Linked DNA regions of Homo sapiens: region 1 is linked to region 2. Evidence: chromatin loops called from intact Hi-C (ENCODE). Cell type or tissue: HCT116. All regions are shown on one strand. Each heading gives the region's core, and the rest is flanking DNA. Links, peaks and the distances in the headings are about the cores only. Region 1 overlaps FRG1-DT (FRG1 divergent transcript). Region 2 holds the start of LOC105377616 (a long non-coding RNA gene).

Evidence for each region. Peaks named below come from ENCODE experiments on the same cell type or tissue, not always from the same donor. Only the 100,000 strongest peaks of a DNase experiment are listed, where the experiment ranks them.
Region 1: a loop joins it to region 2, with 6 times the contacts of the local background. A loop is called at or near these places in 1 of 110 quality-filtered maps.

Annotation. Positions count from the first base shown.
Region 1 is chr4:189,790,544-189,795,919 of GRCh38, forward strand. The region is part of intron 3 of FRG1-DT (FRG1 divergent transcript); the gene reads right to left. Among named protein-coding and RNA genes, the nearest start is that of LINC01596, 88 kb to the right of the region's middle. In HCT116, for the core only: a CTCF peak has its summit at 2,676 (motif pointing left); a DNase peak (open chromatin) is centred at 2,638.
Region 2 is chr4:189,719,313-189,724,688 of GRCh38, forward strand. LOC105377616 (a long non-coding RNA gene) reads right to left here and starts at 3,846. Exons shown (of 2, transcript XR_007058515.1): 1 at 1-3,846. In HCT116, for the core only: a CTCF peak has its summit at 2,240; a DNase peak (open chromatin) is centred at 3,219; H3K4me3 peaks cover 2,735 bases; H3K27ac peaks cover 2,027 bases.

The DNA of each region.
Region 1 (5,376 bases), core at 327-5,326, 71 kb after region 2:
TTACTGAAATTATGATTCATTAAGTAATAAAAATCTGCTTGGAACATGCAAAAGGAATAAGCTCCTCATTGTTTCAAAGCGTCTTTGCGGATTTTATTGTGCTCTTTTAGGAATAATTTTTTTCTCTTCTATTGAAAAAGAACCATCTCTATGAAACCATGTGGACCAATAAATTATTCATGTATATCCATCATTTTAGGTTAAAAAATAGCTGATTTAGAAGCATTTGTATTGTCAAATTCTATTGCTTTGCAGTTCTGTTCAGTTTCCGTCACCCCCGGCAACTCACACTGCATCACAGCCAAGCTCATCACCTGGAACACTGCCTTTGTGCCGTGCTCCTCCTCACACGGCTCCCTGTTGCTGCCACATCTCATCCAGGCTCCTCCCTGATTACCTTGATGGCAACACCCATCAGCTGCCACACACTCACTTCTGCTACTCTCCACACCAACTCCCTTCTCCAGTCAGCAGGATTTCTTACCAAGCCACATCTCCTCTCCACCCTACACCTACAGGCAAATGCCAGGCTCATCTCCAGCACTTGGCCTCTGCTCCTTTACTCAGCCAGTATTTACTGCCTTGCGACTATTGCCCAGGCCCGGTGAAGGCTGTTCACATATGTAAGACAGGCTCCCTGCTTCTCAATAGCTTATTCCTCTAACAGGCAAGACAGGATACCCAGGTAAATAATTTCCAGAGTATGACAGGTGTTCCAACAGGCATAGGCAAGCTCTACTTCAGCGTCCAAGGAGAACTCTAGCCTGAGTAATACGCCATCTTACCCCTTCTTAGGACTTTCACGTGGGCTGGCATCATCTCCCCATTACATTGCACAATTCAAGGGCAAGGACTCTGTCTCCCAGTTTCTTTGTTTACCTCGCTATACCTAGCATGCTAGGAAATGATTAGACATGTATATTGTATCTAAACTTGTAGTATAATACACCCATTTTATAAAGATTTGAGTTCAGTTTTCTCTCTGTCTTCTTTTTCTGGAGACAGGGTCTCACTCTGTTGCCCAAGATACAGAGCAGTCCTGCAACCATGACTCACTGCAGCCTCGTCCTCCTGTGCTCAAGCCATCCTCCTGCCTCAGCCTCCCCTGTAGGTGAGACTCCAGGCATGTGCCACCATGCCTGGAAAATTTGTAAAGTTTTTTCTAGAGAGGCTTTCTCACTGTTTCCCAGGCTGGTCTCGAATATCTTGCCTCAAGTGATTCTTCCACCTCTGCCTCCCAAAATGTTGGGATTACAGACATGAGTCACCATACCCACATAATTTCTTAAAGAGTAGTACAAATAATAAATAGAATAAAATACATTTTTTAATAAAAATTTCAGTTTTTAATGGGAAAATATGGATTATATGTATCTAATAAAAATAATCTTCAGTTGATACGGTCCTAATTTTTAAAACATGACTATGTGCTTCATTCATTCATTCATTCATGCTCTCAACAATCGTATACTGAAGACTCACTATGATCTAAGTGCTGGCACTTTCTCTACAAGGACAACAAAATGGCCAACTCTGAGGAGCTTCTGTTCTGAGAACTCTCCAAGAGGAACACAATTCTGAACCTTGACCTCCAAGGGCTTTCTGATGTCCCAGAGCCACTGCATCACTAAGTTGGGGCCACCATGCACAGCAGGTTATTCCAAGCATTTCCAAGCTATGGATATATATTTTGTCCATTGTATTTTTTTCTCCCTTTACTTAAAAAAAAATTTGATGTGGTCTGCAATGTGACTGCCCACTGGTCAGCTCCAGCACGGACCACAAACAGCAGGGGGCTTAGAGCACAAACTAAATGGGGTCCACCACACCCTGCTTTCATCTCCCAATATTTTTCATGACTTTTCCCAAAGAGATATAAGCATTAGTGGTTCTGAACTACTATGCCCATAGCATTTTATTACAGTTTGCCCATATAAAGAGTTTTTGTGGCCCGTATAAAGCAGCAACCTCTTTGATAAGTGACATACAGCATTTCCATCCACCCAGATCCAGGGCTGACCTAGAACACAAAGAGAATTCACCAAAGGCTTTCACCAAAATTCTCTATTTTTCTTTCTGCCTTTCGAGAACTAATTTCTCTTAAAAGAAAGAAAATTATCCGTGGTTTCCACTTAAGCCAAACGGCCAGACAGCTCCCAGGAAAAATCTAGAGAGAGGAGGATGATTGGAGAGGCGGAAAGAGAGGACATATACCTCCTTCCTTCTTATCAAGTCCCAATACTCTGCTGCTCAAGGGAATATGGAATCTCAGAAGTACTTGATATGAAAATGACAAAATTCATTTATTGACAGTTGGGTAAAATTGTATCCTAACACAATCACAGAGAGTGCTGTCGTTACTTGAACAAAATAAAGCAACACAAAAACATTTGGCCAATGAGGTTCACAGGACGCAAGAGACTACAAGCTGGTGAGTGACAGGCATACGTTCAAGCCTTGCACTGTCACGGTATGGGGTCAGATCTTCAGAGAAGTTTTGACAAAGGATTTCACTGCCCTCACAATACATTTTATGCCTCTCCTAAGAAACGCTTAATGTCTGCAATTATGTGTCAGCCACCCAAGAGCCTCAGAACGCTATGCAACCGCAGCATGCAAAAGCAAACGTGTCAGAAAGGAAAACTGGGACGCTACTGCCCTCTGCTGGACACACAGGCGAAGGGCGATTCCTGCACCGTCTTTACCGCACCTGGGAGGAGTTCTGGGCATAGCTGCGTGCAGCTGGCGACACTTTACTCAATACAAGAGGTCTTGAGTGCGCAAGGCCTCATCTGGGTCATGGACCCTGCATGACTCTTGTGACTGCTTAGATAAACTACATCTCACCAAGGATGACTCAAAGCAAGGAGTGATATTGAAATATTTTAATTGTTCTTTTTCAGTAGCTGTTATATATTGAAGAAAACGCTTTTGTCAATGTGAAAAATGCCTATTAACGTTTATTCATAACAGTAAACAATTACCACTGCGGTATGTCAAAAGAGATGGGGATGCCAGTATGAACAGGAAAGAGCTGTCCTATCTCACAGGTCAGCGACGTTACACAGTCCAGTGAGGACACGTATGTATGTCTCTTGTGTGTAGATTTGTTTTGTTTTTGAAACCAATACCTTCTTCAAATGTTGCCTTGAAGTACACATTGCAATGGGGTTGACTTAGTTTGAAAATCACTTTGTATTTGGCAAATGCCCAGTCAGGGACCGCAGCCTAGACACACAGAATGCAGCCATGTGAAGGCCATCCAAGTTCAAACACAAACGAAAAAATTAGTGTGTCCAGTTTCCAGTCGTAATAACTTTACCTTACAGACAAGCCGCTGATTCTCGGGAAGTCTGCTTCCCTCCAAATCCAGCTCATTTGGAAGGGAGGAAAACAACATTTAATGAGCCCCTCTCTGTCCTACGCGTCAGCCCATGCAGCCTCACAACTGCACCTTGGGGTACCCAGGATTACGGACATTTTACAGGTGAGATCACGCTCAGAACGCACGTGCAGAAGAGGCAACTGGCAGTCACACATGGCCCACCATGTCTTAGACTTGGAGACATAATCTCACCTGCACATCAGACTCTCTCGACAAGACCCTTCTAAGCTAGGTGGAAAGAGGTAAGTCAAGGAGAGAACACCCAGAGTCTTAGCCCTGATGCTGCACTGACATATCCACGGTCGGGGACACATCCTAATGCTTCCATGCCTCAGCAGCTACATCTGTACAAGGGGACACTCAGTCTCAAACTTGCCTCACTTCATCGTCAGTCAAATGACTCTTTTTTACCCTTGGGTTCTTGGTACTGAGAAGTATTTAAATTAGTCTTTTTTTAAAGTGGTTGCGTGAGCCAGGTGCAGTGGCTCACACCTGTAATCCCAGCACTTTGGGAGGCTGAGGCAGGTGAATCACCTGACGTCAGGAGTTCAAGACCAGGCTGGCCAACATGGTGAAACCCCATCTCTACTAAAAATACAAGTTAGCCAGGTGTGGTGGCAGGCCCCTCTAATCCCAGCTACTTGGGAGGCTGAGGCAGGAGAATCACTAAAACCCGGGAGGCGGAGGCTGCAGTGAGCTGAGATTGAGTCACTGCACTCCAGCCTGGGTGACTGAGAGAGACTCCGTCTCCAAAAATAATTATAATAAAGCAGTTGTGTAGACCAGAGTGAAGAGCTCTGACTCTAGAAGTCCACAAGGCTGGGTGCAAATCCAGGCACTGCCACTCACCAGCTCCACAACCTGTGAAACTCCAAGCCCAAGTTCCCTGCCATCACCCACAAGAGTAACCGGCCTCCTGCAGTGTTGTTCTACGAATCCCAGTAGCCTGCCCCATGGCCAATGCTCAACAAATGCTCATTCATTTCTCTCCCCAGTTACCTTCAAATGTGATGAGTTCTTTATGTAACTTGAGAATTTAAATCCATCTGGGGAAAGAAACTAGATGATTCTCAGGGCCCTTCCAGTCCTGTACTTCTTAAAGTATTACTATGCAAAGTTTTTCTAAGTACTTCTGTAATCCTCGCATGATTACAGAAGCCAGAAGCAGCTTAAAAGGTACCCAGTTCTGTTCTCTTACTTTAGAAATAAATTTTGACCTAATGGGCTCACCCAAGAAGAAACCAAGACTAGAATGTAGCCCAGTGGGCTCCAAAAGACATGATAATGCTGCTTTAACCTACCCCTAACCAGAATGTTCTAGAGCACACACGGCTGCACCCTCTGAGCTATGTGGGGTTGGTAGGGTGAGCCTCACCTCAAATCCCAAAAGGCAGGATGGAAAGCAGGTAGCGCGCCTGATTAGAGAGCTCCTGCAAACCAGCATCATGAGAGGGACTTTTTAATAATCTGGGTAGAAATAAGCCTATAGTCTTAAACACATTTTTAAAAATATGCAGGATTTATCTTGTGTTGGGAATGTGAATAGATTAGCAAAAGCTTCAGCTGAGCACAGTAATGTAAAACCAGCCAACTAAATAAAACCAGAAGGTCTGAAGGAAAGGGAATTACCTGGGCAGAGCTGGGAATTGGAAGATGTTTAACCACAGACATGCCCCACCCCTTGGCTTCCTGTGCTCTGCAACCCCCACCTTTGGGGGACATTTGAGGCAGTGCTCATCCAGTCATAGCGTAGGCCTTTTGCCTCATTTCATTCCTTCCTGAATTCATTATGGTGTTAAACAGGCCTGCCTGTGACCTCGAAAGCGGTGTGACCACAGCTTGGTCCTTGCCCACATCCAGCATCCTCAGCATCCCGTCTCCTGGAATATATCACAAAGATACTTCACTCTCAACTTAGTTTGTCTTTCAGAAATGAATACAAATAGCACCTTGTTTGATGTAATTAGACTGGGCCGGAGCTTGGGTCTGTC
Region 2 (5,376 bases), core at 251-5,250:
GGAGGGAAAGGGGAGGGGGAGGGAAAAACACAAGGGCGTGGGAATAAATCCCAAATGACCATTTCTGGCAAAAAATGCTGAGTTAAAAAAATCACGGGAGAACACCCCTTTGTTTAGGTACTTGCTATCTCTTAAAAGAACACAGAAATTATAGTTTATATATTTTACATGAATATTGAGGAAAATAAGGATCTGAAGGATATGCAGAGAAATACATGAAAATACAAAATTAGGTGTCTAAATTCAGAAAAGCTGGTAAATATTAATGAAGTAAAATAGCAGGCAAAGACATGTGGGAGGGGAGTGTGACTTAGAATGTAGACCTGAATAAGAAAATTAAAAGTTATTTTAAAGTTAGTTGAAGGACTAAGGGTGGAAATCCATAGGATTCCTGCTTTTTTTCTGTCTATGCTACTTTGGCAAGTATAGTGCATAAAAGACATAAGGAAGATTGAGAAAATCATGGATGATCTTTCTACTTAAATGAAATTGTATCCAAAACCAAAAAACAAAAACAAGAGTGAGAGACAGAACTTTTTCTATGGGTTTCCCACTGTGGAAATCTCCCTACAGACACCTCATGTGTTCTTTGATTATTTGGCTGGTTGGATTATTTTCTCTCTCTTCTGGCTGTTTGCTAACTGAGGTTTTCATTACAGAGGCCGTCTATCACCCGGGTACCAATTCCTGATTAATGGAAAGATACCATCTCTCGACATGGTACCCTCCAGGTTTGATTGACGCTGCTTCGAGCTTTGAGCACGCATCGGTTATGTGACCCCGGGCCTCTTGTTTGCTCATCTGTTTTCATTTTGTGGTATAGAAACTTTACATGTCCAGCCACTACTAAGCAGAAACACAAAGAAGCAATTATCTATTCAATTGATGTTTCCCAGATGCAAGTTATTTAATGCTTTTATTAACCCTTAGAGTGGCATGTTATTCAGTCTCCACACCAGGTGAATATTCGGTAGGAAACGCAGCTCCTATACACACACTATTGTCATTTAAAATTAAAGGGAAAAATTAAAATGTCTCTCCAGCCAAACTAGCCCTTTTTCAGCATTTTTACATATTATGAAATAAATCTAAGGCAACTTTTAGGTTGTTTACAGAGAATAAAAAGTTATCTTTAAATCTAGGGCTTAAAATGAATAATTAGAGGTAAATCTAGTTGGCTTAATCAAAATAACTGCTATAGGAATTACATACAATTAGCGTCCAAATAAAATCCTTAGCCTACTCTATACAGGAAAGTAATATAAATATTAGATAGGAAAATATCAATTCTCTCTCTCATGTCTTCTCAAGATCACATTTAAACCCTTGATCCTTCTTGTCATTTCAAGCACAAGCCAAAATACAAGCCAAAACACAAGCAAATCATGAGGATAAGGCTGAATTTTAAATCTTGATTCCAAAAGCCACTCTCCTATTCTGGTTAGAAAAATAACAAAGCTATGTTCTGTCTTTTATCACTGCACATTTAGGCCACAATCATTCAAGTGTTTTGCCAACAATGAGCACAGCACAAGGTACCAGGGGGCAATGGGTAGACAACCTTTCGACAGCTTATTCCAGCACAGACTGATGCAAAACAAAATGCTGCCAGAGCCAAGTCCCCTTTCGGCTTCTTCCTGGCTTTCTACAATCTTATTCCTCACTTAATTTCTCCATCCTGTTCCCTTCTCTCTGCCCCTAGTAGCCCGTGACTCACATAAGCCTTTCTCAGGCCAGCAGGCACATGGGAGCCTCACCCGGCCTGGGGCCAGCAGATGAACCAGGAGTGTGACCCAGGTCCCAGCAATAACCAGAGGTGACAGGGCAAGGGCTACAGCTTAAGCACTTTGAAGATGAGACTTCTGACCACATGGAGAGAAAATAAGCACCAACCTATACCCGTTGCACAGGGTACAGTAGAGCCACCAAATTGCAGTCAGGAGCCAGGACCTCTTCGCTGGATGCTGTCCTCGCCCATATCACCCCACACCGGGTCATCGCGGTCTGTGTTCATCACTTTCCACCTCTTTCCTTTATCTTTGTCCTATTCCACCATTGCTTCTGCTTCCTTCCCCAAGACTGATCATGTATGTCCCAACTGAAAAACAAAAATCTCTTTTCTGAACCCTGCAACAGTCTCTACCAGCGGTCCTCACACAGGGCAATGCCCTTCCCACCCCCACCAGAGGACATTTAGCAACATCTAGAGACCTTTATGTTTGTCACCGCTAGGGGAGGGGTTGCCACTGTCATGGGGTGTCCAGGCCAGGGATGCTGCCAAACCTCCTACAAGGCACAGGACAGCCTTCTCTCCCCAACAACAAAGAATTGTGTGGCCCAAACTGCCCATAGTGCTGAGGGAGCAACTCTGCTTTGGACACCACTCGCTAAACTTCCCAAATGAACTCCCTGCGTGTTGTCTACACTTAGTGGTTTGCGCTTTCTCCCTCCCAACTCACACTGAACCGCAAGGATTGGTTGGCTGCCTGCTCTGCTGCACACACACAGCTCTTGCAAATGGCACACCCAATTCTACAGAAAAACGCAGCGGATAGTGCAGAGGAGAAACGCAGGTTCTTTCCTCTCTTCTTTGCTTTTACACAAAGATAATCTTCTCACCAAAACTGTGCTCTCAGTGTGACATCAGAGAGAAACCAGAATGGGACTTCACTGACATCACTCACCACCACAGAAATTCAACTAGCAGCTCTCCACAGGCAAGAATACCATCGTGCATGTCCCAGAATTCAGGACTAAGGCTGAGACACACTCCTGGACCCCAGAGCTAAGAAAAGCTGTTGCAATGGTAAAAAGTGGAGAGAGATGTTGAGCGCACACTCCTCCCCAACCTGGCAGAGCCTCACATGCAGAGATTCCTCTGGATCCGCAGTTGCACGGTGAGAAAGTGAGTTGGAGGCAGAAGTTCTGCTTCCCCACCATTCTGGGCCCCTTTGCAGGAGCTCACGCCTGTCTTGTCCCACAGGAAACGCTTCCCCACGATTCTGGGCCCCTTTGCAGGAGCTCACGCCTGTCTTGTCCCACGGGAAACGCTCCCCCGCCATTCTGGGCCCCATTGCAGGAGCTCACGCCTGTCTTGTCCCACGGGAAACGCTTCCCCGCCATTCTGGGCCCCTTTGCAGGAGCTCACGCCTGTCTTGTCCCACAGGAAACGCTTCCCCGCCATTCTGGGCCCCTTTGCAGGAGCTCACGCCTGTCTTGTCCCATGGGAAACACATCCCCACCATTCTGGGCCACTTTGCAGGAGCTCACACCTGTCTTGTCCCACGGGAAACATTGGGAGTGCCCACAGGGCCAGTTAGAAACAAAAACAGGTGGGGCTCACAGCAAACAGGGCACAGATCGGGCCTGGCCCATGGAGGTGCCACATCAGAGAAACTAGCCAGAGGCACCACGCCACAGGAAGCACCCCCACAGGTGCTCCAGGCTCAGCCCCCAGCGTGCTTCAACGCCCTTCGTAATAGCAAACCCTCGCAAATCCAGCATAGAGGGAGCTGCCTCAGCACAGGAGAGACGCCCATGCCACACCCATAGCTAACGTCATTCTCAATGGTGGAAAGTCGAAAGCGTTTCTCCTAGGATCAGGGAGAAGGATGCCCACTCTCACCACTCCTACTCAACATAGCACTAGAAGTCTTAGCAAGAGAAAGAAACAAAAGGCATTCTAATTGAGGGAAGAAGTGAAATGTCTCTATTTGCGGACAAATTGATCTTTTATATAGAACACCCTAATGGCTCCACAAAAAAACTGTTAGGACATATAAACAAATTAAGGTTTCAGGATATAAAATCAACGTACAAAAATCAATAGCGTTCTATATACTAATAACAAATATTTAAAAAGTAAATTTCAAAAAAAAATCCCATTTACAATAGCAACAAAATAAATAAATACTTAGGTATTAATTTAACCCAGGACGTAAAAGACCTGCATACTGAAAACTATAAAATGCTGATGAAAGAAAATGATGAAAACACAAATAAATAGAAATATTTTCCATGTTTATGGGTAGAAGAAATAATGTTGTGAAAATGTACAAACTACCCAATGTTCTATAGATTCAGTCCAGCCCTTATCAAATATTCAATGTCATTTTTTACAGAAATAGAAAACACAATCCTTAAATTCACATGGAACTACAAAAGACCTTAAATAGCCAAAACAATCATGAAGGAAAAGAACACAGCTGGAGGCATCACACTCCCTCATTTTAAACTCTTTTAGCAGTTGCAATTAGTACACCCTAGAACTGGCATAAAAAACAGACAAATCAATCAATGGAACAGAATGGAACACACAGAAATAATCCCCCACATTTATGGTCAACTGATTTTTGATGAGGGTGCCAAGAACACACAATGGGGAAAGGAGAGTCTCTCCAACAAATGATGTTGGAAAAACTGCATATCCACATGTGAAATAATGAAATTAGACCCTTATCTTATGACATACACAAAAATCCACTTAAAATGGATAAAAGATTTGGCCTGGCATGGTGGCTCATGCCTGTAATCCCAGCACTTTGGAAGGCTGAGACAGGTACATCACCTGAGGTCAGGAGTTTGAGACCAGCCTGGGCAACATGGTGAAACCCCATCTCTACTAAAAATACAAAACTTAGCCAGGCTGGTGGCAGGTGCTTATAATCCGAGCTACTCAGGAGGCTGAGCCACGAGAATCACTTGAACCCAGGAGGCGGAGGTTGCAGTGAGCCAAGATCACACCACTGCACTCCAGCCTGGGTGGCAGAGTGAGACCCTGTCTCTAAATAAATAAATAAAATTTAAAAAATGGATAAAAGACTTAAATATAAAAACTGAAATTCTAAAATGACTAGAAGAAAACATAAGGGAAAGTTCTATAACGTTGGTGTGGACAATAATTTTTTTTGGATAAGACCCTGAAAGCACAGGCAATAAAAGCAAAAACACACAAATAAAATGGCATCAAACTCAAAAGCTTCTGCACAGCAATGGAAACAATCAGCAGAGAGAAGAGACAGCCCACAAAATGGAGTAAAATATTTGCAAATCATACATCAAGTAAGCAGCTAATGTCCAAAATATAAAAGAAACTCAACCCAATAGCAAGAAAACAAATAATTAGATGATGTTAAAATGGGCAAAGGACCCAAAGTCCTCAAAAGAAGATTTACAAGTAGCTAGTTGGTACATGAAAAAATGCTCAGCATCTCTAATTATTAGAGAAATGCAAATAAAAACCACAATGAGTTATCACCTCACCCCTGTTGGAATGGCTATCATCGAAAAGATGAAAAATAAATGTTGGAGAGGATGCAGAGGAAAGGGAACTCTTATGCGTAATGGAAATGTAAATTACTACAGCCATTGTGGAAA